2 separate regions of the Homo sapiens genome follow, and region 2 is linked to region 1. The links are chromatin loops, found by intact Hi-C in ENCODE. Cell type or tissue: IMR-90. All regions are shown on one strand. Each heading gives the region's core, and the rest is flanking DNA. Links, peaks and the distances in the headings are about the cores only. Region 1 overlaps LRMDA (leucine rich melanocyte differentiation associated). Region 2 overlaps LRMDA (leucine rich melanocyte differentiation associated).

Region 1 (5,387 bases), core at 170-5,169:
ATTACAGGTGTGAGCCACCTCACTGGGCCACAAATTTTTCATTTAACACAGTTGAATATGATTTCATGACTAAGGTTCTCATTGCTGAGTTATCATTCTTCAGCTGGAGAAGGGGAGAGGGAAGGTGCACTGATTCCCAAAGATCCCCTGGCATATTGTGAAGCAAGATTGAAAGATGTATCCTGGAAAAAATTCATTAGTTTGACTCTCTTTTTAACTGCATTCCTATAAATTGAGACTCTACTCATTTAAGGTGGTTATGAGAATTGAGTGGATATAATGGGATACAGAGGGTGGCACATTGCAAGCTTTGATGATAAATTATGGATGTTATGATATGTATGTACTTTCATTTGTAAGTAATGATTTTTATAAAATATTATGATACATTTCTAGGCTGACCTTGAAGGAGAATACTAACATAACTTTGGAAAACCAAAAAATGAAAAAAGGGTATCCGTTTCTCATCATGAATAGGTTTCAAATCTCGTATTTGGAGCATTTCAATTTAAGTTTGAAGAAGCAGGACTGAGGTCACATTTTTCTCCATTGGACATTCTTTCTGATGAATAAGTATTAAAACTGCTTTGAATTTGGTTTCCCCCTTAGATAAGAAATTATTTTTTCCATACAGTCTTTTCTTTGCACCTGAAGGAGCATTGAGGGTGAAAAATAGAGGCCTGTTTCCTGTTCCTAACTGGAGCCCTCCAAGGTTGTCAAACTAGAGCAACAACTTTGTGGGATTTATGCCTGGGACCTGTCAAAGTAGAATTATCATAGCAAACCCTCTCTGCTATCAATCAGAGGGGTATTGGGGATGGCAAGGGCAGGCATTTTTCAAATTTCTTTACTGTGCATATTTAGTCTTGTGCCTGGGGGAGGAAGAGCTCCTTTGAACAGTTCTTGTAGATTTCTTTTCCATCAGATGGCAGCTCACAAAACTACTTAATCTTCCCCAAAGGGCTTCTCTCATTGGCCTGCTGAGAAAAACAGCCAAGGAAGAGAGAGTGGGGGAAGACAGGGACAATCCAACAGCAAATCCTAGAAAATAACGCATTGCTTTCAGAGGACGTATGGTCTAAGTCTGGTCACACTGATATCATGACTTAGAAAAGCACACTGTCCATTGAAGGTTATCTCCCGTCGCTTCTTTTTTTTTTTTTTTTTTTTTTTTTTTTTTTTTTTTTGAGACGGAGTCTCGCTCTGTCACCCAGGCCGGACTGCGGACTGCAGTGGCGCAATCTCGGCTCACTGCAAGCTCCGCTTCCCGGGTTCACGCCATTCTCCTGCCTCAGCCTCCCGAGTAGCTGGGACTACAGGCGCCCGCCACCGCGCCCGGCTAATTTTTTGTATTTTTAGTAGAGACGGGGTTTCACCTTGTTAGCCAGGATGGTCTCGATCTCCTGACCTCATGATCCACCCGCCTCGGCCTCCCAAAGTGCTGGGATTACAGGCGTGAGCCACCGCGCCCGGCCCTCCCGTCGCTTCTAAGTATCATGTGGACATTTAGCAACAGCACAAAGCTGACAGTGCTATCATAGCGGTGTGAGTATTCTTCTGTCCTCCAGAGCCATTTCCCACATTTGTCAAGACAAAGGTTGAAGGGGACCGGACAAGGGAAATGGGTCACCCATTCATTCCCATCTGTCAGAGGTTTGCTTTGTCATGATAACATTCAAGGAGCATGTTTATCTATCCCGCTACTGGAGGTTAAGGCAAGGGTAACAAGAAGAGAAGAAACCCTGTTTGAAAAGTTTACAAATCCTGCCGTGAGGGCTGTAAACAGAGTCCAGCCGGTGGTGGAGCGTGTTAAATACTGCCACATTGATAGGGACCTGGTTCCCCGGCACTAGAAATCCACTCATGTAAACAGAGGAACTGTTGCTGTGAATCGGGTCTGTTTTGACTTAAAGTCTAAGAAACACATTGCCTTCAAAGTGAATTCTTAGGTGTCACTTCCCATAAGTTATGGCAGAAGATTACAAAGCTACTGATATAACATATTAGTTTGATGGACAGAATTATACCCCCAACGCTTCCTGCTCTCCCCAATGACGCACACTAACTTAGTGTACTGTGACAGCTGCCTTGATTTACCACCAGTCCGGGAGGCCAACCGGGAGAAGGAACGTTCACATGGACGCAGGGCCTGAGACTGGCCTGGAGCCTAGTTTATAAAGCTGCCCTGTAATTCACCACAAATGTGTCACCATTAAAAGAGGAAAAAAGGATTGCAGATAATAAATACTCTTTAATTTATTAGCTAACAACAAAGAGATCAGAGCCAGTTGTGATGTGATTGTTTGACATAATATTGTCAAGGAAAAAAAAGCTAAGTTGACCAGAGAGGTAAATTACACATTCAAGCAGATGCATCAACTCTTGGCTTGTCATAAGCCCAGCTAAACAAAACACCACACAGAGGGGAGGACTGGCCAAGAGCAGAGCCATTTATCTCTGAAAGAGACATATTCAAGAGCAAGTGAAATAAGACATAGTTCTTTTGGACTTGGTCAGAGGCCAGGTTTTAACTGTTATAAATTAAATGTTTTGTGTATAGGATTTGGCAATTCTAGTTGCCTTTGTCATGGTAGGGAGATGTTAGGTTTTTCTGCCTGTCTTAAACTCATGGTTTGGTCAGCTGGGGTGTGTGTCCTACTGCTAGATATTGGAGGATCACTACCTTTTGGTAATTAGCAGATATTGGGAAGGTTTCTGTATGTGGCTTGTGATAAAATCAGTGGCTTTAGAAAAACTTGTAATCGCCTTCGTTTTCTGCAATTCTTCCTCTACAGTTGTTGAGCAATACTCACACAGGTCACCAGGCAGGAATTCATATTGATATTAGACTCGTGGAACCTGAGGATTGGAAGAAACATTTCATCCCGCATCCCACCCAGGACATGCAGACAGTTGTGTATGAGCGGGGCAACTTCCAGGGAGGCCAGGCATCTGCCGTGTGTTATTGTAACATAGCTCAGAGTCAACCAGTGCTTTCTGGGCTTTTATTTTTATATAAGCGACTGCCCAGCAAAACTCTCCCATCCCTTGCTTGGGAAATTGAGTTTTCAGATCTAAGTGGGTACTTTTGCTTTGTTTTGCATATTATGGGTCTTTGGGTTTAGCCTATTGTTAGAACAGATTTCTGGGTTTTATTCAACAGTCTGGAGGCAAGGATAGAGTCCTGTGGGTAGGTTTAAGGACATTGATTCATGGATCAACATTTTTTTGATGTAGTTAATTGATCTGCTATGAATTGCATCTCATTTATTTTATTTGTTGCAAAGCAATATCATGGGGGATTTTTGTTAGATGTCTTATTGAAATCAATTTATAATGTTTATGGTCTCACTGATCTACCAGCTGAATAACTGTTTCTAAAAGACAGAGCTAGAAGGCAGGGAGGGAGAGAGAGAGAGAGAAAGGGAGTGGAGAAGAGAGGGGGAGAGAGAGAGAGAGAGAGAGATTGATTTGGCCTAGCTCATTCTAGGTAAAAAGATGTACTAGCTCTTAAAAGTTGCTACTATCTTTTCAACGTGCTCATATATCATATATTTAACATAATTTTTTACAATTTTAGTGTCATTATTTTTAGAATCTTCTGTTCCTCCTTTAAAAAATCAACAAAAATATTTGCCCAAATTTGCTTTTTATCTGTATTTTTTCAAATATTAGTAACATTGTTTCCATGAGCAGATCTATAAGAATTTTTTTGTTGTTGCTATTGTAAAATAAGATACTATTTGTATAGGTCTAGACACCAGGCATCTCCTATGTCTCATAAGCTCTCTAGGGCCTCATTCTTCCATTTCTTTTTTCTTTTTTACTTTTCACTCATCAGTCTAGCCCAAGGATATAATTTCATGATGGAGAAAATAATGACAAAACAAGAGCTTAGTTTTAATCATTCTGCCTTTCCTCTGTCATTTGGGATTTCTTTTTTTAACAACCATTTTCCAACAGTAGACTTATTTTCTTCCTTTGAGCATGGTTTTCATAAGTGACTTCTTAAAATCTGAATTCACTAGAATATGCCCCATACAGTTATACTAGTTTGGTTTCTTTCACTGCTTCCCTATCCTCAAGCTTCCCCAACCTTCCTTCCTTGTTGTCAATATTCATAATTATATACTCAGAATTTCACTTTTAGTAGCATCCTTCCTTCTTGAATTTCATGTCCTATTAGGATCAATATCTGTGGAAATTACTATACTATACTATACTATACCATACCATACCATACCATACCATACCATACCATACCATCCTATCCTATCCTATCCTATGCTATGCTATGCTATGCTATGCTATGCTATGCTATGCTATGCTATGCTATGCTATACTATACTATACTGAAATGCTATAGTCTCTTAAAAATAAAGCAAATCCAATCAAGAGTATTCATATATTTGTGTTCCAAAATATGCAAAGTTATCTCCAATTAGGCACGGTCACTTTCTCCTAGGGGTCTCATATCTTCCATACCACCAATCTTTTTATTTTTTAAGTTTGATCATGTTGGCATTTGTTCTGCTATATAATGTATATTATGTTGCTACTTTTTGAATATGTTCACTAAATGCACTTCTGCCTGATTTTCCTGGTTTCCAAAAAGGATTTTCCCTCTTCACCTCTTCTCCTCTCCTCTCTCTCTATTGGAAATACCTTTCTTTTCAGCAAGGTGTTCTCTTCCACTGTCACATTCTGGGCATGATTACCCACCACCGTGAGTTTAGTTCAAGTTCATTTTATTTTAGAAGTTACGACCGGTTTTATAGGAACAATGTGCCTTTATCATGTCAACTCCATGTTGAAAAACCTTTAGGGCCTCCTCCTCGCATTTGGGTTACAGCCACAAACCCTTAGCCTGGCTTCTGAGGTCCACTTAACCTTGAACTCAATGTACTTTTTTGGCCTAACCTTCCAGACTTTCCCTATTTTCACTCAGCCTTTCAAATCAACTGATCTGCTCATAGCCAGCAACATGATTTGTTCTTTTATTCGTTCACCTCTTTGGGCTTTCCCCCCAGACCTTTTCTAGTTTTCTTAATTAGAAAGTGAGTCACCAAAAAGGTCATTAAAATCAAGTCTTTCATTGCCTTTTGTTTTTTTCTCTATGAAGAATAAAATAATTTTATGGTGCAAAATGAACTTTTGAAGGCTAAGAAAGAACATAAAGTTTGGGCCAACCAAAATTAAAAGTGACTCACAATTAATACTACCAAAGAAGGCAATCTTCCGCTGTCCTTAAGTCAGCAAGGATTTATGAGAGTGCTTGATGATTGTGTGTTGCATTTCCTCTGTTGGAAATGATACCTAGAATTTTAGAAGCATAGATTCTGAAGGATGACTTCATAATAAGGATTTTAGGAGCCCACTGTTACCCA
Region 2 (5,387 bases), core at 61-5,060, 60 kb before region 1:
TTAAATGAGAATAATTTAAATGGGAAAAGGCCACTTTGCCTCCAGTGGAATGAAAACCTTTTTCAAGGTTTACATTTCTGACAATTTTGGTAAATCTTCATGTTTTGATTTGACTGCCAGTGACTGGACATTTTCCTTTGGAGGCCTAGGGCCTGAACACATTCTGTCAAGTTTATTATCCAAGGAGGAGATTCCTTTCAGTCCCAGATGGGTGTGTGGTAGCAGGTGGGAATTGCCATTGAAAAGTTGGGAGACCCTAAATCTCTTTTCATCAGATCTGAATGTTGGTGGCAATATAGAAATGCATTGAAGTGTTTCTAACAAAGCTGCCCTCCCTGCCTAGCATTCAGAGGGGGAAAGAGGGTATTTTGCACCATGACAACAGGTGACCTCTATTTGGAATTGTCAACAAACATTAATAGGCCTTCCAAAACACATACGCTGTAATATAAGGGATTGGTTGCCTGAAGGGAGGGCCGGGTATTCAGCAGCACTGGGGCAGCTCTTACAGGATGTCAGCAGACGTGGTTAATTGGTAATGATTAGGGCTGTCTGCAAGCTGATTCCCTAAGTTTGGTGAACACATAATTGTTGTATGTAACCCCGAGCGGCTTTGCTCTTTCATCTATATGAAGAGATCAGAAAAGAGAGATTTACGGCTTAGGTTGCCCCAAGCCACACATAGCAGGCTTAATTTTCCTTTCCAAGGGAATTTGAAGACTGCTGTTGTGACTAGTTCTCTGTGGCTTATATGGTATGTTGAGGTCACCTGCGAGTTTTTGTTAAATGATTGATTGACTGAAATTAATTATTCTGTCAGAGCTGTAATGGCGGTAAGATGGGGTGCACTGATAAATACAAAAGCTAAAGTGATTCTTATAAATGCACTATGTCTCTTTCTATTTAAATAAATCAGACAGAATACATAGATCCTGGATGGTGTTGAGTGTCCCCTCCCCATTTTCCTCTATAGCCCTGAGCTGTTTTCTTTCCAAATCTGAAGCTTTGAAATGAGCGGCTATTTACTCAATTTAACTGCAGGATATTTGAATCCTTTGTCACTTCATTCCTTCTAACCTTTCCCCAAACACCTCAGCCCCTGATAAGAGGCTGATGCCCATGACTGCCTTAGATTAAATCAACTGAATTGAGAGTCTGTGTTTGAGCTAATGGCTAGGCAACTTGGGGAATGTGGCTGGTGAGTTGGAGAGTGGATAGAAGGCAGGTGTTTGCTTCTAAATGTCAGATTTCTGAGGCATGGAAACCACCCTGTAGGGCCCTTTTAGGAGGGCAGTGAAAGCAGCTGTTTAGTGACAGACTGTCTGCAGTTTGGGTCCTTAAATCCCATGAAGGGATTCCAGTGGCTGGTTAAGGAAATGCCAAAATGACTCTTTCGATTACCTTGCAAAGGGCATGAGATTATTTATAAGTGATGTATCCAACTTACTTCCAAGTCACTGGAAACGATCGTTAGAAAAAGCCTTTTCCCACACAGGCCCTGATCATGACAAAGGTTCCAGGACATCTTCTGGGAGTGGCACCAGGTTCAAAATGAGCAAGAACACATGGGAGGTACAGAAAAAGACTTGTGGGCAAATTGGCCAAGACAGCAGAATAACAAACCCAGGTCTCGCGTGCGGTATGCCTGTGGGGAAAACATCTATGGAGTAGGGTCGTCTAGTCCTTTGTGTAAGTGTGAAAAACTTGTTGGCATTGGATAGGGTGATATGCTTCCCAAGTCTGTTACCAACACTCCTAAGTTAAAAGTAAACAGCAGTCACTTGCTTCCTTGGTTCTTAGATTCTAGTGTGCTCTTTTAGAATATTCTAGAGTGCTTGTTAAATATGCAGATTCCTGGGAACCACCTCCAGTGAGTCTAATTTCTTAGATATGACACAGAGCTTGGGACTCTTCATTTTCTTCAGTAAGTTCCATGGTGATTTTGGTGCAGATTGTCCCAACTGTCCAGTTCTTTATTTAACAATTGATCAGACCAGGGGCCAAGAGAAGAAACTACAGCTGTTCCATTTGACAAAAATAGCCCTCCAAAAGGCCTGCGACTAGTCAACATGCAGATGGAACTTCTTGAGTTTGAGTAATTTTACGCATCTTAAGATCAGCCCTGGCTATTTCAATGCCAATCATCTTGAGGTATACCAGCTATTGAATGCATGGCTCCCTGAATATCTCAGAAAATGAAATGGTTAAAATAGGAGGGGTATTGAAAATTGCTGTTTCTTGTTGATAGTTAAAATTTCATTGGCTGGATGTGATTTAAGCAGCAACATAAGATTCATTTAAACTGTCATAAATTAAGACATCCTATTATGGAGGGAAATTTTTTAGAAATCTTTCCCAGCAATTTCTAAAAAGAGTAGGACTAACTTGGAACTCTTTGTAGTCATTCCTGCTAAAGGTAAGAATGGGCGTGCTCTCTCTAGTCTATTACCCTGTGATTTAGTTAGGTAGAGCTCAGACTTGCACTGCTCCGAACAATGTGTTGTGAAGTTAAATTGAAGGCCTGAAAAGGTATGCATATATCCCACTACTTTATGAACTCTGTGACTCATAATGCCTTACAATATATTTGAAAGCAAATTAAAGACTTTATAAAATGTTTTTAAGTATGCCCCTCCTCTTTTAAAACATTTATGGCTTCTATAAATGCTATATAAAATGCTTTGGAGAGTGGTCATCGCTGGACTAAGGCTAGGTTGCATAAATATTTAGTTAGAGATATGAGCGTGTTTCTTGAAGCTGTACATGTGTCGGAGTTTCCTTGCTGTTCCTGCAAAGTCAGGCCTGTTAGCAATGTGATGGAAGATAAAGGAAGCGGGGAGCCAAGATGGAAATGCATATTTGCCATCGCAGGGGATAGTGCTCCATTAAAGTATCACTGTTTTTGTTTCTGTACTTAAAAAATTTAAACATGTCTTTGATTGCAGACTGTTTTCATTGTGTCATTTTAAATAATAATTAGGCTCCCTGCTTCAATCATTCTCTTTTAAAGTGATTTCGGAAGTCCATGACTGGAAAGATCCGGTATTTAAAGGAAAGGCACCTCTGAGGCTAACAACTGGTGGTGTCATTTGACCAAGAACTTTCCCAGAAAATTCATCTGGGGATCCTTAGGCTCTTTTAGAATATTGAGTTTTGTTTTATTGTTATTTTTAATCCCAAATACACCAGATGTTATTATTATCGCATATCTCTGGGAAGAGAAGAAGCTAAGATGAATGTGCCCTTATTTTTTATGTACTTCTAGTAGCTGTGCAATCTTCAATGACAGTGAACAGAATATATGCCCATGAAACTGACCAGAAAACAAAAATGTGTTGCTGTCTGCAATGTGCCAGTCACTGTGATAGGCAGTGAGCTTCAAAAATGAGTAAAGCATGGCCCTAGGGAGTCAGAGATCCAAGCAGAAAATTATAGTAAAATGTGATAAAATGTGTATAAGGAGAGGCCTGCAGCAGGAGAAGCTAATTCTAACTGGAGCTTTCAGGAGAAATGATGACTGTAAAGTGAGGAGGTAGAATCTGTGTATTCATTATTTAGCTTGAAAGCACTAACTTGCGTCAACCCATACTTGATATTTTGATGGTGGACAAATAATGGCATTTATTCAGGCAGGGAGTAGAGCCAGTGCAAAGGTACAGAGACTTGAAGGGACAGGATATAGCAGAAAATTAGTGGTGTGCAGTATTGCTTGAGCAACATTTGCAAGGAGGTTGGGGTTACCACTGGGCTAAGAGGTATACAGGGACTAGAGTATGAAGAATTTTGAGTCTGTTGCAGAAGTGCTTAGATTTGGCCTGTTTGTAGTAGGGGAACCACTGAGTTATTTCGGATGGACAAGAACAGGATAAGATTTGTGTTTTGAGAAAAAGTTTTTGGAATCAGGAGCATCTCAATTGCATCCCATGCCCTTGGAAAATGGAAGGGAAAATCTGAGGCTCCTAACACTTCTTTCCTGACATCTGCTTCCATTATTTTTTTGTCATGGGGCAGTCAGGGATGCCTGGGCTCTAACACTGTTTGGGTATCCGGGTACACAAGGTAGGATGAAGAGAGAAAGGAATGAAGAGTAGAAAAATGAACATAATAGAATTATGAGCTTGAATCTCACATAGGCTCACATGTCCAGGCATTATTTTGCTGCTTTGATAATACTTGTGGCACACATGGGAATCCTGAAAGGTGCAAAGTCTCATGTTGGATCTGTAAGATGTAGCTTCTTAGCTTATGAGGCAGTTGGAAAACGTTAGGCTTTGTTCTCTCCAGTGCTTAAGTTATTCACTGGAAGTGCTCTAGCTACCATATCAACCTGTCTCTGCAGACAGACCATGGGTCAGACACTTGGATGGAAAGTCCAATATGTGCTTGATGATCCAGAAAGGAGTTATATGAAAAAGGAATTTTTTATCAAAAGGCCACAAAATACTCTATCAAACAAAGTCAAGCAAGCTTCCTTTCTTTGCAGCTTCTCAAGCCTTTAATGTTCCAAAGTACAATATGAATCTCCAAGACAATGATGGAATGTGTCCTAATTTTATATAATTTCCTAAAATTATTTGTGAAAACTTATTTTTTTCTACAAAGCATCTTGTGAAACTTGTGTTTCCTGGGATGCTCTTTGGTCAAAGCCACTCTTGAGATTCATTTTTACAGGCCTCCTAATTGTACATTGAATGGAATTCCCTTCATCAAAAGTTGTGCCTACTCAGTTCCTAAAATGCCAGAGGGAGTGAAAACCAGACCATTCAGCAAAAACAAAAGGTGCCCCCTACTAATAATTTGACATCATGTTGGTGAAACAAAGGCTTGCATTCCTCCCATTCTAACTGGTTGCTTTTGCAAAGACACAACTTCCGGTTCTGGTGGGCAGAATGGGGTCTGTTGGGAAGGTTCCAGCAAAAGGCAACTCTTCTTGACCTTGTACCATTGAAAGTCACAGAGCTATTAAAGTAGCGACCAGGGCATTCAGAAGAGCTGTGACTAGGCATAATGTGCCTTTTGAGGGTGACCATTCATTTGTCCATCTAATTAGCACTCAGCACCTTTGATTGCCCCATACATCTTTAAAAAATTCAAATAGGTAGTGAAAACTGCTTGGATTGCAGGGCTCAGATGAAAATTGAGGCCTGGCCTTGTATTTATGGAGGTTTCTTCTTTCCAGGACGTCTTACCTGTTTCCTTAGCCCTGTTCTCAGTAATGCCTGCCACAAAGAACCCCATAAATTTAGCATTTGCAGCTATAAGTTTGTCATTCTTTTCTTGAAATAAGATAAGGGTACTATTATAAAACAGCAGAAGGCTGAATGTGAGAGCAGCCGACATATTGTTGACTGATTCATCTGGGGCATTTAGTTCTTCAAAATGGAAAA

Evidence for each region. A loop is a pair of places that touch in the nucleus more often than their neighbours do. Peaks named below come from ENCODE experiments on the same cell type or tissue, not always from the same donor. Only the 100,000 strongest peaks of a DNase experiment are listed, where the experiment ranks them.
Region 2: it touches region 1 in a loop (4-fold over the local background); 2 of 110 quality-filtered maps call a loop at or near these places.

What each region holds. Positions count from the first base shown.
Region 1 is chr10:76,250,077-76,255,463 of GRCh38, forward strand. All of the region lies in intron 5 of LRMDA (leucine rich melanocyte differentiation associated), which reads left to right. Among named protein-coding and RNA genes, the nearest start is that of KCNMA1-AS1, 640 kb to the right of the region's middle. RefSeq lists a silencer at 1,895-2,189. In IMR-90, for the core only: no CTCF peak of the experiment used is centred there; a DNase peak (open chromatin) is centred at 2,105; H3K27ac peaks cover 955 bases.
Region 2 is chr10:76,190,373-76,195,759 of GRCh38, forward strand. The region is part of intron 5 of LRMDA (leucine rich melanocyte differentiation associated); the gene reads left to right. Among named protein-coding and RNA genes, the nearest start is that of MIR606, 640 kb to the left of the region's middle. In IMR-90, for the core only: no CTCF peak of the experiment used is centred there; a DNase peak (open chromatin) is centred at 2,729; H3K27ac peaks cover 1,993 bases.